Linked DNA regions of Homo sapiens: region 1 is linked to region 2. The links are chromatin loops, found by intact Hi-C in ENCODE. Cell type or tissue: tibial artery. All regions are shown on one strand. Each heading gives the region's core, and the rest is flanking DNA. Links, peaks and the distances in the headings are about the cores only.

Region 1 (10,767 bases), core at 1,126-9,125, 90 kb before region 2:
TGCTATTGTGAATAGTGCCGCAATAAACATATGTGTGCATGTCAGCACACCAACATGGCACATGTATACATATGTAAGAAATCTGCACATTGTGCACATGTACCCTAGAACTTAAAGTATAATAATAATAATAAAAAGAAAAGTTGTAGGCAATTTGAGTTTATTAGAGGAGAAAAGAAACGGACAGGAGGGCACCCCAGCCCTGGAGTAGCCCCGATTTTGAATCTGTGTAGTGAATATTAATCGCTCCTATGGTTGAAATACTTGAGAGCAGAGATTGGGCCACACGCCTTTCTGTGTCTGTCTCTCTCTCTCCCGAACCAGGCTTTCTGGAACATCAGGGCAGGAAGGGTGTTTAGAGATCGCCTGGTACAATCACCTCATTTTACACACACAGAGATGGAAGTGCAGATGGGTTAAAGGACTAGCCCCAAATCACACAACTAATTAATGGCAAGAAGCCCAGCCAGCACAAGAAAACAGGCTATTGACTTTTTGCCTTGTGCACTTCGCAAATCGCCCCACGGCCTCTTTTGGGAGGCTCTTGATAAACACTCACAAAGCGCTGTCAAACTCTGGGTGCTCTGAGAAAGGGAGGATGAGAAGATCCCACAAGTTTCCCACACTCAGCCCCCCGTCTCATGCAGATACTCCATCATGCTTCCTCCACCATCCGTGACTTGCTCACAAGGGTTATAAACTTGATAACCTGAGAAACCGCAGCTTTAGAAAAATGGATAAAGATACCATGAGAGAGCTCAACATTAATGACTTTTAAATAAGGGTCAGTTGGAAATGCGGAAGAAAGAAAATTTCGAAAAATTTATTCTCAATCTGGCCATAAAGATTATTAGGTAAGATGCACACTGTCTTATATACACGCTGGTACATTCCCACACTCCTCTGCCCAGCACGGCACTAAACATATGTACATATTTGTTCGATAGAATCCTTCAAAGTCCTCTCCCTTAGAGTCATTTGCAGATATTTCTCAAACATGATGCAGATCAAAATGCAATATACAAAGTCAGGTAATGTCCCCAGCATCAAATTAAAATAGCTAACCGGCCAACAGATGGCAGCTGAAGCAAATCGCTTGCCGATTTAAATAAGAACGGTGTTCGGTTCAGTTGTGCACATTTTTCTAGACAGAAGTTGACTGCTAAATGAAATCAACTTCAGAGCCCAGTTGTTTGTAGTGTGAAGGGGAAATTACAAAAAACAAAAATGCCTTCTTTGTTCCTGGAACCCGGGGTGATTCACAAGCACGGACATCCCCTGGTCTTCTGATTTTAAATCACTAAGGTGGAAATGTCATTCACCCAGGAGGTTATTGATTAAAATAAAGAGCAGGAATGTTTTCTGCATGAACCTCACTTCTGCTGGCAATGTTACATCACTTACAGACTGCAAAGAAGAAGAAGAGGGGAAAAAAAAACACAGTAAAGAGAGGAAGGTTCAGAACAGTCACAGACTGGGAATAAATAACACAAAGAAACTCTGGGGCCTGAGGACAGAAGCAGAGGTTGGCATTATTTTACATTAGAAACACTTCGTATTCAAAACGGTAATTGATAGCAGAGAAGTGTTGGGGGAAAGAGCCACTCGCGTTCAGGCAGGCTGCCCTGCCAATCAAACTCAACCTTTCTTTGAATGAATAAAAGCTTCATTGCCCTATTATGCTGATACAGTCAGACAGGACTAAAGTAGCCTGTTTGTCAAGTTTATGTGAACTGCCCCAAGCTACTTAGATTCTGACGCTTAAATAATCCCCTCAAAATCACCCGTGATTCTGGATACAGTTCTCTTTTTTAGCAACGCAGTGTAAATTTTACCCTGGACTTGCCTGCCCCTGGCTACAGATGGGCAAGAGGGGGCCATACCTCCTCCTCTGTGTTAGTACAAGGAGGGCATTTGGCTGTCTTTTGTTTACGATCTGCTGCGGTGCTGAAGTGCTCTGCACACAGGTCTGTATGTGCTGCGGGCTGTCTGAAGCCTGCAGACATTCACCAGATTCTATATTCCCAGCTCTATGGGAAGTCAGCATAGAGAAGTCTCCACATCACCTCTCTTGTCATCAGGGATATGGGCTAAATAGCACCAAACCTTGCTTGCAACCAAGTGATCAATGAAAACTGAAGAGCCTGGGGGATGTTTGCTTCCTTGGTCCCAATCCTTGTCTGCTTCCAGCAGCAAATCAGTGATTTGGGCTCAGGGAGGACTGGAAGGTTACACTGCACCCCAACCAGCAATGCAGGGATTCTCAGGAGTGACTTCAGGCCCTGGGGGCAGGAGGGGCTCAGAAGAGCTAAAAATGAATCTGTCCCCCACCTCCCTTCACAGGGCTATGTGTCTTTGACTTCCCTAGTTGCTTCTGCTTAAAAATACATGTGACGAAACTGCTTTGTATTTGCAAAGAAGGAGTTGTGGGTAACAATGAACATGCAATTGGGCTGGAAATAGATTTATCAGGCTTCAAGGATTATTGTTTGCTGAGAGATGGTACACACATTACTATTTCACAGTTCAGCTATGACATTATTAACCTACTGTGCAAGGATTTTATTGCCAGATTGGTCCATTTATCAAAAATAAGAGAAACTCAAAACCCCATAAGGAAGTTAACATTTCAAGCAGGCTTGGCTTTCACTTAACACCATTAATCTATCTATTTACACAAGAGCAAGAAATGTTCATTTAGTAACGTCTCTCCATTTGGTATAAAAGCAGCAAGTCGGTACTGGATGCAAGCATGCGAATGTCATGCTCATTGTCACAGGAAAAATGAGTGTTTTCTCCTTAAAATGAGTTGGCATCCCCAGAGCCTGCCACGTATTCTGGGCTGCAATATGCTAGATGCCAGGTACTCAACCAGCAAAGGGATAATCCAAGTCCTGGAACATTTACAGACCCAAGCTAGAAAGATAGGTGTTGGAGAAAGGTATACAGAAATTAGGAGACTTTCCTAATTATTTTGTGACAATACAAGATAAAAATATGCAAAGTTTCTCGAAGGAAAAATAACTGTGTCCAACCTTATCACAACAATGAGTCCTTAAAATAAAAAAGGATAGGAAAGTAATGGTCAACAACTCAGTAATTCCAAGATGCAAGTGATTTGGGACTGGAAAGATGGTAGTCTTTTAACATATCTTCTCCAATAGGAGGTTTCGATAGCACAGGGATATTCATGGAGCAATACATGTTGCTGTGTTACACACCATCGAGCACCTCGCACTGCAGGTGCACCCCAAGACGGTGCAGAGCCCCGCTGTTCATGTGTGAATCTGCATGACTGTGTTAGGAATTTATTTATCTGTGGGTAAAGACACAGGCCTTGAAAGAAAGAAAAAGGGGGTGAATCATTCCATTTCTATTTGTTAACCTCTCTTGTGTTTCTTCCTTCATTCCTCTTGTTTTACTATTTCTTTATGGAAGAGGAGACAATCCCCAAGCCCATAAAATGCCTGCAGCCATTTTGATCCTATCAGTCTTTTTTCTTCAAAATATGTATGTAATGTTAAAAAAAAAAGTGAAGGGAAGCTGTCACCAGAGAGAGGTACATTCATTTTTGAAATGTGTGTATCTGTGTCTGTGTGTATATACATGTATGCATAGATACAAATGTTTGTGTATATACACACATAATACACATAAAACATGAATGTCCCTTTTTCTGGCGACAGCTTTTCTTCACTTTACAGGAACATATATATACATACATACATGTGTATATATATACACACACATACATGCATGTATATATATATATACACATACATACATGTATATATATACATACATACATGTGTGTATATATATACATACATACGTATATATATATATACACATACACATATCAGTATAAAGAAACGCATACCCAGGTGATGCAGAGAGTTAATAACACATTCAGCATGCCCCACCGTGCACTCCCTACTAAAAGGCACTGTGCTCGCTTGAGTGCTAAGTGCTCCAGAGATGGTAGCCTTGAATCAGCACCAGGAACTATGCTGAGGATATTACAAACATTACCATCTCCAAGTCTCACAATCCTATGAGAGTAGTTAGCCCCGTTTTACAAGTAGGGAAGTTAAGGCTTTGGCAGGTTACGCAGCTTACTCAATTCACAGCTGATAAGCCACTGAGCCTGGGTTCCACCAGATGCCAAAGCCTGTGTGTCTCCTTCCCTACTGTTCAAAGCATTTTACTCTGGCACTGTGTGAAGAACCAAGGAAGATACGAAGATAAAAAAGCGGTCCTTGCCCTGGAGGAGCTCACAGTCTATTATAAGAGCCATATATACTACTAACAAGGCAGAAACTAACAAACCTCCCAGCACAGCAAAAAGTTAGGAAGCACATAGCAAACTCAGCACTGCCTTGGGAACCGAGATGTCTTCAGGGAAGCTGCGCACTCCAACACACACAGCAACTTTTCTCTAGTATGAACCTGTTACAGCAGGTACACAAACACCCTGCACCCTGTAAAGTTTCTGGCACAATACTATTATTTGCTAACATTTTTCTATCCTGACAGCTTAAGTCACTGTTGTCATATTTTCAGAGACTTATTTTGGTTCAAAGAACAGAATAGCTGCTGTGACACTAAATCAAGTGTCATCCATTTCAATTTGATCAGAATCATCTTAGCAAAATACAGTAAGTGAGGCATAGTGGAATAAATGAGGAGGTGAAAGTCAGAGAGATCTCGGTTTATTCCTGACTCTAACAAGTACTTGATTATACCCTCTTTTGTAGATGAGAAATATGAATCTAGGGAGTTCTGTGAACACTTTAATACACCTCTCAAATTCTTTTAATCTCACTTTTCTCATCTGTAAAATGAAAATAATACATTCAATAAGCATCTATTTAGCACTAATTACTTGCCAAGCACCATGCTCACTGCTGAAGACATAAAAATGAAAAAAGGTAGGCAAGGTAGCCCTCAGGACAGGGGAAAGTTGAAGAGACAGCTGGAATGCTGTGTGAGAGTGCTTTTAGGTGGAACACAGGGCACAACAGGAAGGTGCAAGAGACACACCCGACTCAGCCTTTGGGGGTATGTCAGAAAAATCATCATGACAGAGTTTAATCCTGAGTGCAATTCTGAAACAGCAGCAAGAACAATACTGATCATCATTATTATACTACTAATATTAAATTAATTGCTTACTCTATGATAGAAAATATCTTACATAATTTATGTCTCTTCATCCATTTGTGCTTATTGACAGGAAAAGTAGGTAGTATTATCCATAATTTAAAATGAGGAATTGAGACACAGAGAAATTAAAATTTACCCAAAGTCACCCAGCTACTGAGAGGGAGATCCAGGATTCAAATGCAGGTGGCCTAACTCTACATTCATACCCAGAGCTTCTGTGCTATTTGTCTCACAAATGGAGAGAAGGGGTGCTCCAGGCAGCAGATGCAGCATGTGCAAAAGCACACCTGCCTGAGGTTAAAGGCCCACTCCTGCAACTGCAGGGAGCTCAGTGTGGTAGGAGGCCAGGTCTATGACTGTTTGGGGATGCAGAGGAAGGAGACATAAGCCCAGGCTGACCACTGAAGACACAGGCAATTTGCTTATGCATCTAAAGTTCATCCAGATGACAATGGGAAGACATGGAAAAGTTTCAGCCAGAAGATGATGTTTTAGAAGCAGCCCTCTGGCTGTCACGTGGAAGACAAATTAAAACGGAGCCACATAAAAGGAAAGGGGAACAGTGAGAAGACAGTCACAGTTGTCAGAGTGGAAAATAAAGAGGACACGAGAAAGAGAAGTGGACGCAGGCAAGAAATGTTAAGTCAGTAATGCGGTCAGGAGTTAATGACAGACTAAATAAGGGTGACACCCTTGCTTTGGGCTGATGGAGCTGCCTGGGTGGTGGTACTATTGGTTCAGTGATATTCAGAGGATCAGTTAATCATGCACACATTGCAGGGGTATTACAAGGAGCAGAAGCAACCCACACAATCATCATCATATCATCAGAGTTTATTGAGCACCTGCTATGGGCCAGGCACTCCACTACCACTTTGTCCACCTCTGCTCATCAAATCCTCAACAATGACTCTGCAGGAAAGATACTGGCTCCATTACAGATATGGAAACAAGGTCCACAATGTCTGGGCAAGTCATTTAAATGTCATCCTACCAAGTGTCAGAATTAGGACTCAAACCTGGGTCTGCCAAGCACCGAAGGCTATGTCAACCATTATTCTCTGCCATGATGTTCTCTGTTGTTTTCAGTTTTCTCTTCCTAGCATAGAAAAATGTCAGAAAATATGTGATCAAATGTAGCAGGTATATTCTGCAAAGTACCTGTTGAAATTGCTTCTCTGCCTCTGCCCTCCCTACAACTTCCCCCAAGTCTCACTCCAAGTACAGTTTGAAGGAGGTTGTTCTAAGGCAGGAGGAGGAAAGGAGCCTGGCCTTGCTGGCAGTGCTGGGTGTGAATGGGAAGGTGTGCCACTCCCTTTGCCCAACTCTTCTGTCCTAATCCTTAGAGGAATCCATCAATTCCTACCTTCCAGATTATCTACAAGGATACAGCTATTGTCTATGCAGCCTGTTAGAAGCAAAGTCATAATTCAAGGCATGCCTGTCATCAAAATGTTGCATTGGAAAAGCTGTGTGGACCAGTGGCTAAACCACAAGTTTTACAAACCCAACAGACGCTCCTTGCATTGGCAAATCAAAAGCTGGTCTGAAGCCAGATGCTCAGTGTCTTCCAGCAATCCTCATCAATAACTGACACATTCCATGCTATTTCTGAAGTATAACATTCCAAGTTAGATAGATAGGCATTTGCTCTGCACTGGTGTTTTCGAGTCCAAAGGATTCACAAATACATTCTTTAGATTAAAGCATTTCTGTACAGATTTGGGGGTAAAAGAGGGTTTTCACCGCATGGAACTCCAATCCCAAACCCTCTGTCTATCTTAAACTAATATAAAGTAAGTCATGTTTCTGTTTCTCTTTCAAAGATTTACTTCTAGCCAGATATTTACATAAGGTAATGCTGCCTACATACTAGGAGATTAACAACATGTACAGCCAGTTTGAGAAAATGCATACTTATTTTAAATTCAAAACACAGATGGGATGATTATTTTCTTTACAAAAGGAGACTTAGGCTGGGCATGGTGGCTCATGCCTGTAATCCCAGCACTTAGGGAGGCCAAGGCAGGCAGACCACCTGAGGTCAGGAGTTCGAGACCAGCTTGGCCAACACGGTCTCTACTACAAATACAAAAACTAGTTGGGTGTGGCGGCGGGCACGTGTAATCCCAGCTACTCAGGAAGCTGAGGCAGGAGAATTGCTTGAACCCAGGAGGTGGAGGTTGCAATGAGCCGAGATCGTGCCATTGCACTCCAGCCTGGGCAACAAGAGAGAAACTCCATCTCAAAAAAAAAGAGAGACTTTATATTAACAGAAGAGGACACCACAGATGTAGAAACCTAGATTCTTCAAAGGCCCCAGTTTCAAATATTCAGTCTTTTTTGGGCACACCAATTGGCAAAAACAAATTGGTACTTAACATTTCTTTTCAATGACTCAGCAAATGAATGGCTTCTGTTCTGTTGTCGTAACTTTTTTAGACATATAGGACCATATGTCTCTATTTTCATTCGAAAAATATGGCCAATAAAACCTAACAGGTACAGAGACATCTGCTGAATTATAACAGCCAAGCCGAAGATACATCTTTTCCTTGTCAATAACTTAGAAATTCTTTGATCCTAAAAATAAACCACAAAGTTTACCATCAACCACCCTAGATTTTAAAAATTGGCTTCAATGTATACGTCCTTTCTTCAGAAACAGCCATTGTAGAAAACAACTGTAATGTTGTTGCAAAATTCTTGGGCCTAGAATTAGTGAGCTTCACGCTAAGGCTCATCTCTGAGATGTCCTGTTTCTCAGAAGCAGTTTTAACTAAATTTCATATTTAATAAATATTAATAATACATACTATTAAATAAAATGTATACATTTTGCCAGACAATTCTTAAGAAAAGCATATGGGCAAGGTACCATTGTGAATGACAACCTTCACGGTCAGGTTCCACCTGCATCCTCAACAAGCTTCTCTGTGATTGGAAGCGTCTTTTATACTCCTCTATTTATTTTCACTTTAACCCAGTATTCTAGAAGTGATTTCTACTCCATTTTCTATTGCCCAGTAAGATTCACTTCAGTGGGAGACTGGGTTATGAAAAAATATATTTAAAGCATTCATGTTTATGATTCAAAGAGTGGGGGGAAAAGCCTTACCTTGAGCTCTGAAAAGTTTGCCAACACATTTCCAGGGTTTAAGGTGAAGAATGATTTCTGTTTTGCCTCAATATGAATTGCAAAATTCAAATGATTAACCTCACCATGGGGCTCTCTGTTTCCAGGGCAAACAGGAGAAAGGACTGTTTCTCTGCTTAAACCTCTAAATCAGTCTGCTTGGAGTAAAGCTGGCAGGTGAGGGCTCGGCAGAAGTCACATCCTTTTCTCATCAAAACCTTACAAATTATTTATTTGATTAGGAAAGAGACGCCACAAAAGGCAACATATATTGACAGTTACCACCACTAAGTTCTTTTTCCGTTTTTCCTAGTTGGTGAAGAAATGAAAGAGCCTCTTAAAATTCACTCCTCATTTTTTATTCGTGTGTGTGTGTGTGCGTGCGTGTGTGTGTGTTTGTTGTGTGTATATTGTGGAATCAATGTCTGACTTAATATCAAAATACCAGAAAGAATACTGACTATGGCTAGCATGTATTATGGCTAATAAAATGTAACTGGGCCAAATTGTTCTCAGAGAAAGTTGTGTACATTCATTCCTAAGAGGCAAGAATGTGAACCTAGTATAGAGTCATAAAAGTAATAAATCTACATAGCTACAGAAAGCTTTCACAGCCAATGTGCTAAATTTGTTCAGTGAGTTGTCAAGAAAACATTTTCTATGACTATATCTTTTCAATTTAAAATAAATACCTCCACCAGATCCCAGTAAAAATTGACAAATTATATTAAAGACCATGGAACTGGTACTGATACATTTTGAATAGAGGAGAAGTCTGCAGTGGGAAAAACAATAACCAAAAAGGTTTAATTTGTGTCTCGATATGAATTTACTCCTTCATATCTCCACTACTGCCCTATCATCCCTCCCATAATGCAATTCTCCTCCAGCCTCTGCCACTCCAGGAACACTCACCACCATCTCCATCTATTAACCTAGGGTTCTCTTCCTCCTTCTTCCTCTTCATCTTCCCACCAGATTTTCCTCCTGCTATCTTCCCTGTCATAGATGTGTCCTCTCCCAATCAACACAAGCAGAATTTTCTTCCCTTTACTTCTCCCACCAATATGTTGAATAATTCTCTTCCTTTCCTGCTCCCATCCCATCCATGTATTTAGGTATTAAGTTCCCACTGATTACTTTAGGGTTTTTTCCCCACATATGTTCCCCACTGAGAAAGACTTGTAACACTTGTAACACTACCAAAACTACCCTGATTTCCCACAACTTCAAACTCCACCATTTAGAAAGTGGCCAGGATTCTATAATGCTAATTTAAACACCTAATACTGTATGCCTGGCCTATGGTAAGCATTCAACAAGTACTTGTGGAATAAACCACATCTAAATCAATAGATGGGGATGGCAAGTGGTGAGGATGGGGAGACAGTACTTGCAAGTGGGATATGGCAAGAAGGACCCTGGAAAATTCTGCTGAGGACAGTATTTAGCCAGCTTTTCAGTTGGAGCAGCTAAAGGATCCACTTTGTCATTCTACTTAGGTTTCTTGAGGTTAAAATTTTAAAAATAAATTTGTACAAGTCCTAGCAATTCCTCTACTGCTTAATGTTATATACAGGAAAAATTAAGGAAAAAAACCTCAATGATGGCAAAGCTGAGCAGAAAGCTTGAGAATAAGTACATCTAAGTTATTTATGATGCTGAGCTACGAGAATGGGATTCTAGCCTCTGTTATCCCTAATTCATTAGTGAAACTGGACAACTAAAGGTTTCTAGAATCTAGAGCAGAAAAGCTTCACAAATTATTTGCTCAGATGTTCCATTTTACAGATTAGACCCAGAGGGATTAAGGGAATATGTGTGAAGTCATGGAATGAGCTACCAGCAGAGTCAAAGCCAACATCTAGGTCTTCTCTACTCCTCTTCTGCAGTTGGTCCTCCTTATCTATGGGGTTTCACATCCACAGATTCAACCAACCACAAATCAAAGATATTCAAACAATAAACAATGATACGAAAATAAAATAAATGTTTAAAAATACAGTATGGCAACAATTCACATAGCATTTACATTGATTTGGGTATTTTAAGTAATATAGAGATTAAAGTATACGGGAGAATATGCCTAGGTTATATGCAAATATTATGACATTTTATATAAAGGATTTGAGCATCTGCAGATTTTGTTATCCAAGGGGGCATGCTGGATCCAATCCCCCACAGATACGGAAGGACAACTATAATAATATCCTCCTGTCTAATCCCCTAGGTTGTTGTGAGAATGCGTAAAATGAAAATATATATGCTAGATATAAAAAAATTGTGCAAAGCTAAAACTGTCACACAGGGATATTTTAAGAGTTTTTTCCCTAAATGTTACACTTACTTAATTTTTTAAAAATGTTTAATTCCTGCTGTCTGGCCACTAGGCCTTTATTCAATGTGGTAATTATGCTTTCCTACAAAGAATGTCAAAGATGATCCGCATTTGCTTATTCATTTAA
Region 2 (10,767 bases), core at 1,543-9,542:
CACCACTGTGCTCCAGCCTTGGGCAACAGAGCAAGACTCGGTCCCCCCAACCCAAAAGAAGTGCTCCTCAGGAAGCATTTGTAGGCTAAGAAAAGAGACTTTCAGGAATCTTAATTTCTGCAGCAATCCCATGTGCCTTCCTGGTCACAGCATCCTCAAGGGTCAATGGGCAAAGTCAAGGAGAAAAGAATAAAAATTAAAATGTCCCTAGAAAGACTGCTAGGGGCCGGGGGCTGTGGCTCATGCCTATAATCCCAGCACTCTGGGAGGCCGAGGCAGGAGGATCACTTGAGCCCAGGAGTTTGAGATCAGCCTAGGCAACATGGTGAAACCCCATCTCTACAAAAAAAAAAAAAAAAAAGCAAAAATTAGTTGAACATGGTGGCAGGCACCTGTAGTCCCAGCTACTCCAGTGGCTGAGGTGGGAGGATCACTTGAGCCCTGGAGGTTAAGCCTGCAGTGAGCTGTAATCGTGCCACTGCATTCGAGCTTGGGTGATAGAGTGAGACTCTGGAAAGAAAGAAAGAGAAAAAGAAGAAAGAGAGAGAGAGAAAGAAAGGAAAGAAAGACAGAAAAGAAAGAAAGAGAAAGAAAGAAAGAAAGAAAGAAAGAAAGAAAGAAAGAAAGAAAGAAAGAAAGAAAGAAAGAAAGAAAGAAAGAAAAAAAAAAAAAAGGCTGCTGGAAGTTTTGCAAACTTCAAATGCCTACAATGAAAATTGGAAACACACCCCAAACAAAAGAAATCTGCCCCTTTTTAGGCACATGAAAAATGACAAACCTAACCCGTACTACAGCCAGGGATCAGATTTTTTAATATCACCTAACACTGAGACTTTTTTTGCTCTCAATTTGGTCAAGTTCCACTAATGAATCTTATAAAATATTTTATCTGCCTATTCCATGCCCACAAACCACTCACAGGAGACTTGGAAATCATCATTTCTTCCAGAGTGCAGATATCAGTTGGGCCATATGCAACAACGGTCTGTTTATTTTTCCCATAAACCACCGGTTTCATAGAAACTCATTAGCATCACCTGTGTTAATTACACTAGCAAACCAATCAACAGCTCCTTCTTAATTAGGTTTTCTTTATTAAAGCCGGAAATTGCCAAGGAGACAAAAGTCACCTGGGGAAATCATGTGAAAAGGAGTGTTTATGCCAAATTACACACTAAAATAATAATAAAATAACCCAGTTTGTTTACAGGAAAAGGAAACAATATTAATATTCAAGGTCACTGGCACACTCCTTATTAATTATTCTCATTATATTACATTGTGATCATTTCTGCTTCAAGAGGGTTGGCTTATAGAAAGCCTTTGTACTCAAAGTTGACTCACATCAGATTTTAATGGCTGCGGTCAGCGATTATGACTTTCTTATTCCATAAACACAAGCACCTACGGGTTAAAGCAGTTAAGACTAATTTCATGAGCTCATGTCCCAACTGTAACTCAAAATCCTGTATGTCTGTTAGTAAACCTAGAAAGGCATATAAAAATCTACTATAAAAGGAAAAGATACACATGTGACTCTTGGAATTTGTAATTCTCCTAAAAGAGAAAGGAAAAAAGACTTCCAACCATATTCCTCTCACTTCCAAGTGCCTTTCAGCTGTAGGGAGGAGGAGTCATAGCACTGAGACCACAAAAGTAGCTTTTAGAAGGAGATTCTTTCTCCAAGTTTAGCCTTACAGGGAGGTTCCCCTGGGACATTTAAACCAAGACTGGTCAAAGCACTAGAAAGTAGATTGCAGGAGCTTCTGGTAGCATGGAGGTGAAGAGGGAGGGGCAATACCGGGTAACCTATTAGGCCTTTTCATCTTCAATTTACTATAATGCTAAGTACATTTATCATGGACTCAAAATCTATCTTCGGAATAATGAAATCTGGGCACGCCCATCTGTAAAGTGGGGATAACAATGCTTAACCTGATTCTTGCAAGAAGAATGAGTTCATATTTAGAAAGCACGTGGATGATGAAAGTCACAGAGCGAGCGAGCATTGATCTGATTTCCATGGGTCTCGGAAAATAGCCTGTCCAGGGAGGCCCATGAATTCCGGCACTGTGTGGCCAGCCCAGTGAGTGATGGTAAAAAGTCAACTAGACTTGGAAGCTGGACCTTGAAGAAAAGCAAATGGGGACTTTAAACAGGCAAACATAAACGAAATAACTTCCCGGCATCAAGGCCCTGGACCCAGCAGTACAGGCTGTCAGGGGACTGCCTTCTTGGAGTCGTGGTTGCTTTTGCTTCGGTTGCAGGACACCTCCCGCCCAGGTCAAGGCTGAAGAGGTTCCATGACTTTTCACTAAAAATCAGAGTGTTTGCCCCAAGATACTGAGAACCTCTGTTTTCTAGAATAAATGCCATAGGAGGAAATTGTCAAGGAGATGACCAAAAGACCACAGGAAAAACATCACAAGCAGTCCCAAAGCATGAAGAGGTCTAAATATAAGAAGATTTTTACTGTGGCCTCTAAAAAGCCCACAGAACCAACACGCCCATCCAGCACTGTCTTCAAGAGCTAAGCCTAGGGAGTGCTCTCCCTCACCTCCACCCTGGAAAAGTGCCGAGGACCTAAAGTCCATAACATTGAAATTGCTTCTTAGTGTTCAGAGATTAATATTAAAGATTCATACCAAAGACTATAGCCCTAATGCTAGAAAGGGAACCAGAAGAAGGACACTCATGTATGGGTAACAAAGCATTTGAATGTGAATAATAAACTATTTCTTCCTCTTCATCATTTTGCAAATTGCCACAATGAATTTTAACCTTCCTTTTGGAGAACACACTGGGTTCTCTAGAGAATGAAACTTCAGCTTACACAAAAGCCAAGGTGTCCGTGCTGATTGTCCATGAAGGGCTGATGACCTTTGTGGGAAGGTGCTCATCCTGACAGGCCATTGTCTTTCCTGCCCACCTCAATCTGTGTCCCCAGCTGCTCTTTTTCCCTCCCTGCTCTTCCATCTACCCAGCTGGATGCCCTGTCACTCAGCCCTCAGCTGACTTTATTTCAGTCACCTGCCCATATTACCCACGTACTGTCTCGTATATTTAGGTACACAGTTGTCACATAAACATAGATGGTTTCGTGGAAACTGAGTTTGCAATACGGTTGTCAAAGCGGATAGATGTTTAATAAGTACAATGGATCTGTTCCCAAAATGCATCTTTATGAATCATGATCGGCTTAGCCATCCTGTTAGTGGAACTGACCCAGAAGCCATTCTAAAAACATCAAATCACTAGTTGTAGTGGTCTTAAGGTTTCACTCAGGAAATGTCAGATGACCTGGAATACCCAAAGCCTGTTGTTGGAAACGCTTCCCTTTAGTTTAAGGCTTCTTGGCTTAACGCTAATGACTAGGTGGATATCTTCTTCATTGCTTGGAAACCTTCTTCTCATCTATTTGTCCTCCACTTTCGATGGCTTCCGATCTCACTCAGAGTAAAAGCCCAGGACCTCCATAGCGCCCACGGGGCCCAAGAAATGGCCCCAGGATGCCTTGGGCAGCGCCACCTGCTACTTTCTTGCATGCACGTTCTGCTCCTCCCCACTGGCCTCCATAGCCTTCCTCAAACCTGTCAGGCACACTCCCTGCAGGGCCTCACACTGCCTTTCCTGCCCTGTGTTTGCTTCCCCTAGCTATCCGCAAGGCTCTGTCCCTCTGCTCCTTCAGGTCTTGGCTCAAAAGCCAACCTATCAGTGAGGCTTTTTCTAGTTACTGTATTTAAAATGACAACTTCAGCCCCTCCCCAAATATTTCTTCACCCTATTTCCCAAACTATTTTCCTTGCAGAATTCATCACCATTTGACGTACTGGATATTTTACTGGTTTGTGTGTTGATTGTCTGTCTCCCTGCCCTAGAACGTAAGCTCCATGAGGGCAGGGATTTTTTCACTCTTTTATTTGTGCTAATCCCCATTGCTAAGATCAGTGCCTGGATCTTGAAAGGTACTCAGTAAATACTTGTTGAAAGAAGGGAAGGGGAGGAGAGGGAAGGATATTTCCACCCTCTTGATGCACCTTTTTATTTCTCCTCTTTCTAGCCTTTTCTCTCTTCATCCCCTATTTCCCTCTCTAGAACATTCTTCACACTCTCCTACCCCAATCCCACCCCTTCACCTACATGACTTCCATTCTTCTTTCACCACTTTCTCAGAGGTTTCCCTCACCTTCCTAACCAGCTCAAACCAACACACACACACACACACACACCTGCTGCCTTCATTAGATAGGACCAGCAAATCACCCAGATATTTGGCGTCCTCCCTTTTGTAAACTTATCACATTACAGATTTCACATTCAGGTGTGTGAATTTTAAATTTAATGTCTGAGCTCCAGAACCCCCAATCTCAGTAACTATAAGTTCCATGGGAGCAGGACCCTATTATCATTATACCCCCAAGTAACTAGCACACAGAAGGCATGCAATAAATATTTCTTGGTTGAATGAGGCAAACATTTATCTTCCGTGGTAAAAATTAATTCATATTCTATTCTTAGCTAAATGTCCCATAAAATCCTCAATAATTCCTAGTAGTAGTAGTGGTAGTAGCAGCTGTGGTCATTGTCATTGTTGTTATCACCTGCATGCCATCTTCTGGTTCTCACCACCTCTCCCCACCTGGGCCAGCTCCCTCAGTCTTTTGCCACCACCTTGTACCCTGAGGAAATGCACAGACACCTAGATCTTATGAACAGCAGTTCCGTTCTTATTCCTAAATCATTTTGCTGGTGTTTCGATTCATTCATGCCTCCATTGTAGATTTGCCACAGTGAACGTGTTTGTAGGTCTGCATGCTCCCCAAGGGCATAGATGCAGCTCATCCTCTTAATATCTCTAATTCCTAGCACAATGATACAGTCAGTACGTTTGAATAAACCAACAAGTAGTTGCCCTATTCAGACTGATTTCTAGCCCTCCATGATTGGATGGCAACCTGTGGTTCAGAGAACCCAATATAATCAGAGCCTTCTCTTTTTAAAAACTTCAGGCTTGAGGCAGAAAGTCTGGAAAATTACCTAAACCTTTGGTAACCTATGTTCACAGCCTCAAGGAAGGTAGCCAGTGTTTCTGAGCTTTCAATCCTGAAATTTCTCAGTTGCCACTTGAGAGGCATTGCAAAAATCCTCAACTCTGAACTGTCTCACTTGGATGATCTGTCTAAATTTCAATTGTTTTGCATAATTTCTTCAAGTTTATTGGTGAGAAAAAAATCCTCATTGGAAACATACACGGCTTCGAGATGGAGTTTTCTTTTTGTAGACAATTTCTTGAATACACACACACATTATCTCCCTGATAGGCAATAATGGCTCTTTAAGGCGCTGTCATGATCAATCGTAAAAATACATATTTAGAACATTTTTTAAAATGTGTGTATTATAAAAATGTTTTAAAATGAAAACTATTTACCCAAAAGACTATAATGGTTCCAAAGAGTATTTTGTAAATCCATATTTGAGACTTTAAGGAGAAAAAACAGCAACAATTTCTGACCTGGGAGATTATAAAGACTTCACTGAAGCTATTAACATTTATTGTCTTTCAAAAGCTAAAAACGTTGCTGGGGACATGCTTGCAGGTTGAAGAAAAAACACAGCCCATCTTCTAACAAAGGGTCTTCGATGCACCTCTCTGTCCTGCCCCAAAGGCTGACAGACACCAGTCCATTATACTAACTAATGGCACACTTAGAAGAAAATGCCATCCAGAGATGTTAGCCCAGGGACCTTGACTAATGGGTACTGTCTAATGTTCAAAGACCCCATCAGCTCTGGTCACTGATGAGACATTCTAAGAGTAGTGCATTAAGAACCTTGGTAGAGAAAGTCACTGTGGGAAATCTGATAGGATAAATTGAATATTTGAGGGGAAAACCCTCTTTATCCCTTTTGTCCCAAGCCTGATTCAGGAAAAAAGAAATGATTAATGATCTCACATTAAAACCCAGTCTCCTACACCTCCTGTATCTCTTTCCATAGTCCTGACCCCACTCCCCCCAAAAAATATTTGAATAAGACCCCTGAGTCCTAATACTTAGTACATACCGTATGCTGTGTTTACTGAGACAAGAAAACAAAAGACTTTCTGGTTCACAGGGAAAAAATCCAGGTCTGTTGAATAGCAGAAAAATAGATCAGATCAGTGCTAAAGTTGTGAATGCTGTGTGGTGTCTTCATATATTTTCCAACTTTTTTAAACGAAAGAGTTTTTGGTGTTGTAAGGAAAAAAGGAGTTGGGAGTGAAATGAAAGACAGAGAGAGGCAGGAAAAAAAGAGTGAGAGTGAAAGGAAGAAAAGAAAAGAAAAAGAAAGGCTGAAAGATTTCAGGCATCTGTAATATTATATGCTAAGTGCTGGCCTGAAGCAAAATGTCACAAGCAACCTACAAATGGAAGTTTAAAATGGAAAGAGGGAGAAACTTATCCACAGCCACATGAGAAACACTGTTGGACATAAACAACTGGGGGGTCAGAGCTGGAAGGGGCTCACATTGACACATTTTTCACATTTTTATATTGTAGAATTCACAAATCTCTACTTGGCTTCCTCAAAAACTTTACCTGTTGGGACCGAATGACCAGCTGGGTTTGATTAGGACAGCAAGCACGCCCCCATCCTCTCATTGGAGATCTGGGATGATTGGACTCAGCTTTACACCAAAGGAAGTTAAGTCCCTAATAGTTAATGAAACGAGGTGATTTCCTTTCTTGCACCTGAAATAACCTGCCTCCCAGAGCCTGTCCAATAGACTGTCTCCAAAAGCAAATAGATCCAGCAAAGAGTACCTTCAAAGCCAAGCTTTCATTTATTGTCAAGACAGAATGAAATTGGTCCTTTTTATGTAACACATGAGTTAGGCTGACCTAGCCATTCATACATAGCAAAGTAGTGATTCATTGTGTTGGCTTTTTTCCCCTCTCCTGTAATGTTACAAAAAGAATCTAAATAACTCAAGGGCTCCCAAGCCTCTTGATGAGAGTACTTAGCTCACATCAATGGTAATGGGACTTAAACCTAGGCATTTTAGGCAGAATGGATTTCTTTGTTGGGTACTTTTCCTCCTCCCCTCAACCCCCCTCCAGCTTGATTTCACACCAGTTATGTGTGCAAACCCACAATAAATCACTAGGAATGTAAAATACACTACACTTCCCCACCCCCACCCCCAAGTTGGCCTAGGTCATTTATCATTCTGTGGATTTCAAAAAGATGGTAGTGTTTTTATTGCAAAGGCCTTGTCATTACAGAAACTAGAAAAGAAAGTATTGATCACAATTAGATCATATATTAGCAGCCCTGATGCTGGGACTGCTAAGGATTTCAACCTAGATCATTCTGCCCTCTGTTAAAATTCTGGACAGCAATTTCTTTTATGTTAGAATAACTAGTATAAACCCATAAAATGTAACCTAAAAATGTAATTATAATTGCCATGCCAAAAGCAAGCCAGTCAATATCTTTGAGATTCTAATAGTTTCAAGCACTATTACCTTAACGGTCTCACATCACAGTACTGATTAAAGAAACATTTTGTATTTTTATCTGTATGGAATGGCCAGTGTAATCACTGAGGCATAGAGAGCTAAAATATTTATTAGTGAGTATACATCTTGGTTCAGGCAGTGAATGTCAATTTAGGGTGGAAAGTTACAGCAGAGCTCTCAGTTCAATTCATTTTCAGGTTCTTCTACTGCTCCTGGGGTAGTCATCCCATGCACAGAAGGAAATCTCAGAATCTGCCCCTACACCCAAATGAACTCCTCCTGCAGATTTTCCAGTAAGAAGCTCTTGTTGGGAAATTTCAAACTGGTCTTAAATGGACAGCGACTATCATGGAACCAGAGTGAACCAACACACCTGAAAGGAGGCAGAGCTGAGTAGATGCAAACCACAAAGTGAGGCCCGCCTGACAGCCAGTTCCCCAATCCACCCTTCTTATCCCTCAAAACAGACAAGCAAGCAAAACTATTCATTTGAACCTTATTGATTTAAAAATAATGTAATCTAAAATACATTAATAAAAACCTATCATTCTCTCACAGAATACATAATCTATGATTTATAGCTTGGAAACTAAATACTAAACTCACAATTAGAAAGTACACGTAAAGGGTTTCTTTAAGTTAGACACTTAATACGGTTTCTTTCAACAAACTATGCAATCTCATGACATGGATTTGGAATGTAAGAAATATAAAAAGGTGTTTAAAAATGAACAGAATATTCCTGATCATTTCTCTGAGAATTAAAAATATACGTTCTCCCAATTAGTAGCACAGGAAGAAAATTTAGCATCCTATCAGTTCAGAAACATCAGCACAGTAGCCAAATAAAATTTCTACCATGGGATATGCACTATTAATTTCACAATTAAACTTATCTGTGTCATGTGCGTTTCCACAGCAAGATATGAAAGGGGTGGTTAAAAATCTGCTTCATTTAGGGAAATATACTCTGTGACTTAGTAAGAATGCCATGGCGCTGACCTCCCAGTGGGCTGCCTGGGAATGCATCCACTTTGACTTTTCACTGGTTCTTAAATAAACAGGGTACCAGGCCTCAACCCGCCCTGCCTTAGGAGGAGGGAGGAGAGAGAAAGAGACATACACACACACAAAGGCTAAAGGAAGGGAAAATGGGTGATTCTGACTCAAAAATTAAGTGAAAACGCCAACCCTGTCATCCCGGGATGGCCAGACAAAGGGAAGAGGCTGCCTCACACCCACACGGTCTACCCGTGGGTAAACTGGCATTTCTAATACTTTTCACCTAGTCTTGACTTGACAGATGCCTAACCTTAGCTACTGAGTGGAGACAGGCTGATGGGCCTTGGCCATACAGGGGGAAAATTTTTGATGCTTCTCACTTATGACATGATTGATTTTCTTTCAGCGGCCCTTCACTTTGGGAAGTGGCGAGGGCTGGCTCACTGCGCCCCGGTGCGCCCTGACCCCCGACATGCGGCCGCTGTGAGGCTGGAAACCGATGACGGCAGAAACCTAAAAAATCAATAGGCCCTGTCAGTCAGGGGCCAGGCGGATGTCTTTTAAAAACCCAATCACGACATGTATTTGCTGCATGGTGTGGAACTACTGCACACTTGAGAACACACTGAATTTCCCCCTTCCCTTATTTATTTATTTTTTTGGATCTGCTTTACACTTCATTTTGCCTCTTTTTAAGGTTGGAAGGGGCAGAAGCCTTAACCTTTAAGGCAGCAAGGGAAAGGGGCAAGCCATGTGGTAAGTTCTGTTCATGATTTTTACAGGAAAAATTCCCTGGAAACTATTTGAATAGTATGAAATAAATAGAGCACCTTGCCGCTGCCAACATAAACAGTGACATCATTTTTTTTTTTTTACATTATCTGGAAAGAATTTAGATATAAGACTTTTAAGTCTAAAAACATATGAGGGCAAAGCTGCTTAATAGGCTTGATTAAGGAAAGACTATTGTTTGATTTTTCTTTGGGGGTTTCTTGAAGGTAAAAGAATTGAAGATACACACACACACACACATACACACACACACACACACACACACACACACACACACACAGAGAGAGAGTCCACAGTTCTCTTTTGGGAAAGAACAAGCACTAGGAGAATCACTCAGTTTCCAAGCAGGGTCAGTGTAATATTCTCCATTCGGTGTAGAAGAAAAATCAAATATGCATCCTTTCTTTGAGAGACAGACAATGCAAAAGGTGGCATTTAGCTTCTTCCTGATCTGAGGTGGGAAGGATAAATATCAACTATGACAAGCCAAAAAGATAAGAGAAATACCATCAGCTGGAATGTTTCAGCATAAAGAAATCCACACTCACACAAAGAGAAAAAAGAAGAAAGTGAAAAAGGTTTGGAGACTATAGGAAAACAGAGAAGAATGCTATTAGAGACTATTAAAATGTATAAGATCTATATGAAAGTGGATGTCAGAATTTCTGCGACATGCTTTTCTCCTTTCTTTTCAGAGAAATAGATAGGTATATTACACATTATCTTAAAATTCACTTAAGGTAAATATCATACATTAAAAATAAAACAAATAAACAAAATCTGTGCCTGAATTCCCAAACTAAGCCCAATTAAAGGTTTCTTTATGGCTGTAAACCTGACAAGCTACAATTTCCCCCTGTTGCAGTGGGTGTGTGTGTTTTAATGTAATATTAATGAGCCAGGATGGAGGGTCATAAAAAGTGATAGGTTTTTGCGATGGTAAATTATAAATCGGTATTGATTTTTCCCGGCACTAATGCAGCCAGCTTATTGTAAGACACCACAGGCAAAGTGCACTTTATCAGATTAGACTGGGGCCGGTATCAAATATACATGAGAATAAGGATGCATTTGTGAGTTAGACTAGACTTTTCTTCCCTAACAATGCATGAAATTTTTAAGGAAAAAAAAAAAGCAGACAAGGATACTGGGAAATTCAACTTTTTTTTTCTTTTTCTAAAGCAAAAATTTCCAGAATTGTTGCTCTTGAGATAATTTGATTCAAAGTGAAGAGAAGGCAGTAATAACGCTAATCAAATTATAAATAGTTTTATTTAAGGCTGTTCTAAGTTTCTCTTATTCATTTGTACTTTAGGTTGGTGCCCAAAATGCAAAGGTCATTCTCTGGCCCCTTCCCTGCGTTCACTCTCTGCTTGCAGCATCATTGCTTTCCTCTACCCACAAGTCACTGGGAGTGTTTTGTTTTTTGTTTTTTGTTTGCAAATGACCGAGGTTCTTCTCCGTTGGT

What was found. Peaks named below come from ENCODE experiments on the same cell type or tissue, not always from the same donor. Only the 100,000 strongest peaks of a DNase experiment are listed, where the experiment ranks them.
Region 1: it touches region 2 in a loop (1.9-fold over the local background); 4 of 110 quality-filtered maps call a loop at or near these places.

The regions. Positions count from the first base shown.
Region 1 is chr5:158,879,590-158,890,356 of GRCh38, forward strand. The region is part of intron 6 of EBF1 (EBF transcription factor 1); the gene reads right to left. Among named protein-coding and RNA genes, the nearest start is that of EBF1, 210 kb to the right of the region's middle. RefSeq lists an enhancer at 1,833-2,012. In tibial artery, for the core only: no CTCF peak of the experiment used is centred there; no DNase peak of the experiment used is centred there; H3K27ac peaks cover 2,837 bases.
Region 2 is chr5:158,969,258-158,980,024 of GRCh38, forward strand. The region is part of intron 6 of EBF1 (EBF transcription factor 1); the gene reads right to left. Among named protein-coding and RNA genes, the nearest start is that of EBF1, 130 kb to the right of the region's middle. RefSeq lists an enhancer at 6,769-7,286. In tibial artery, for the core only: no CTCF peak of the experiment used is centred there; no DNase peak of the experiment used is centred there; H3K27ac peaks cover 4,344 bases.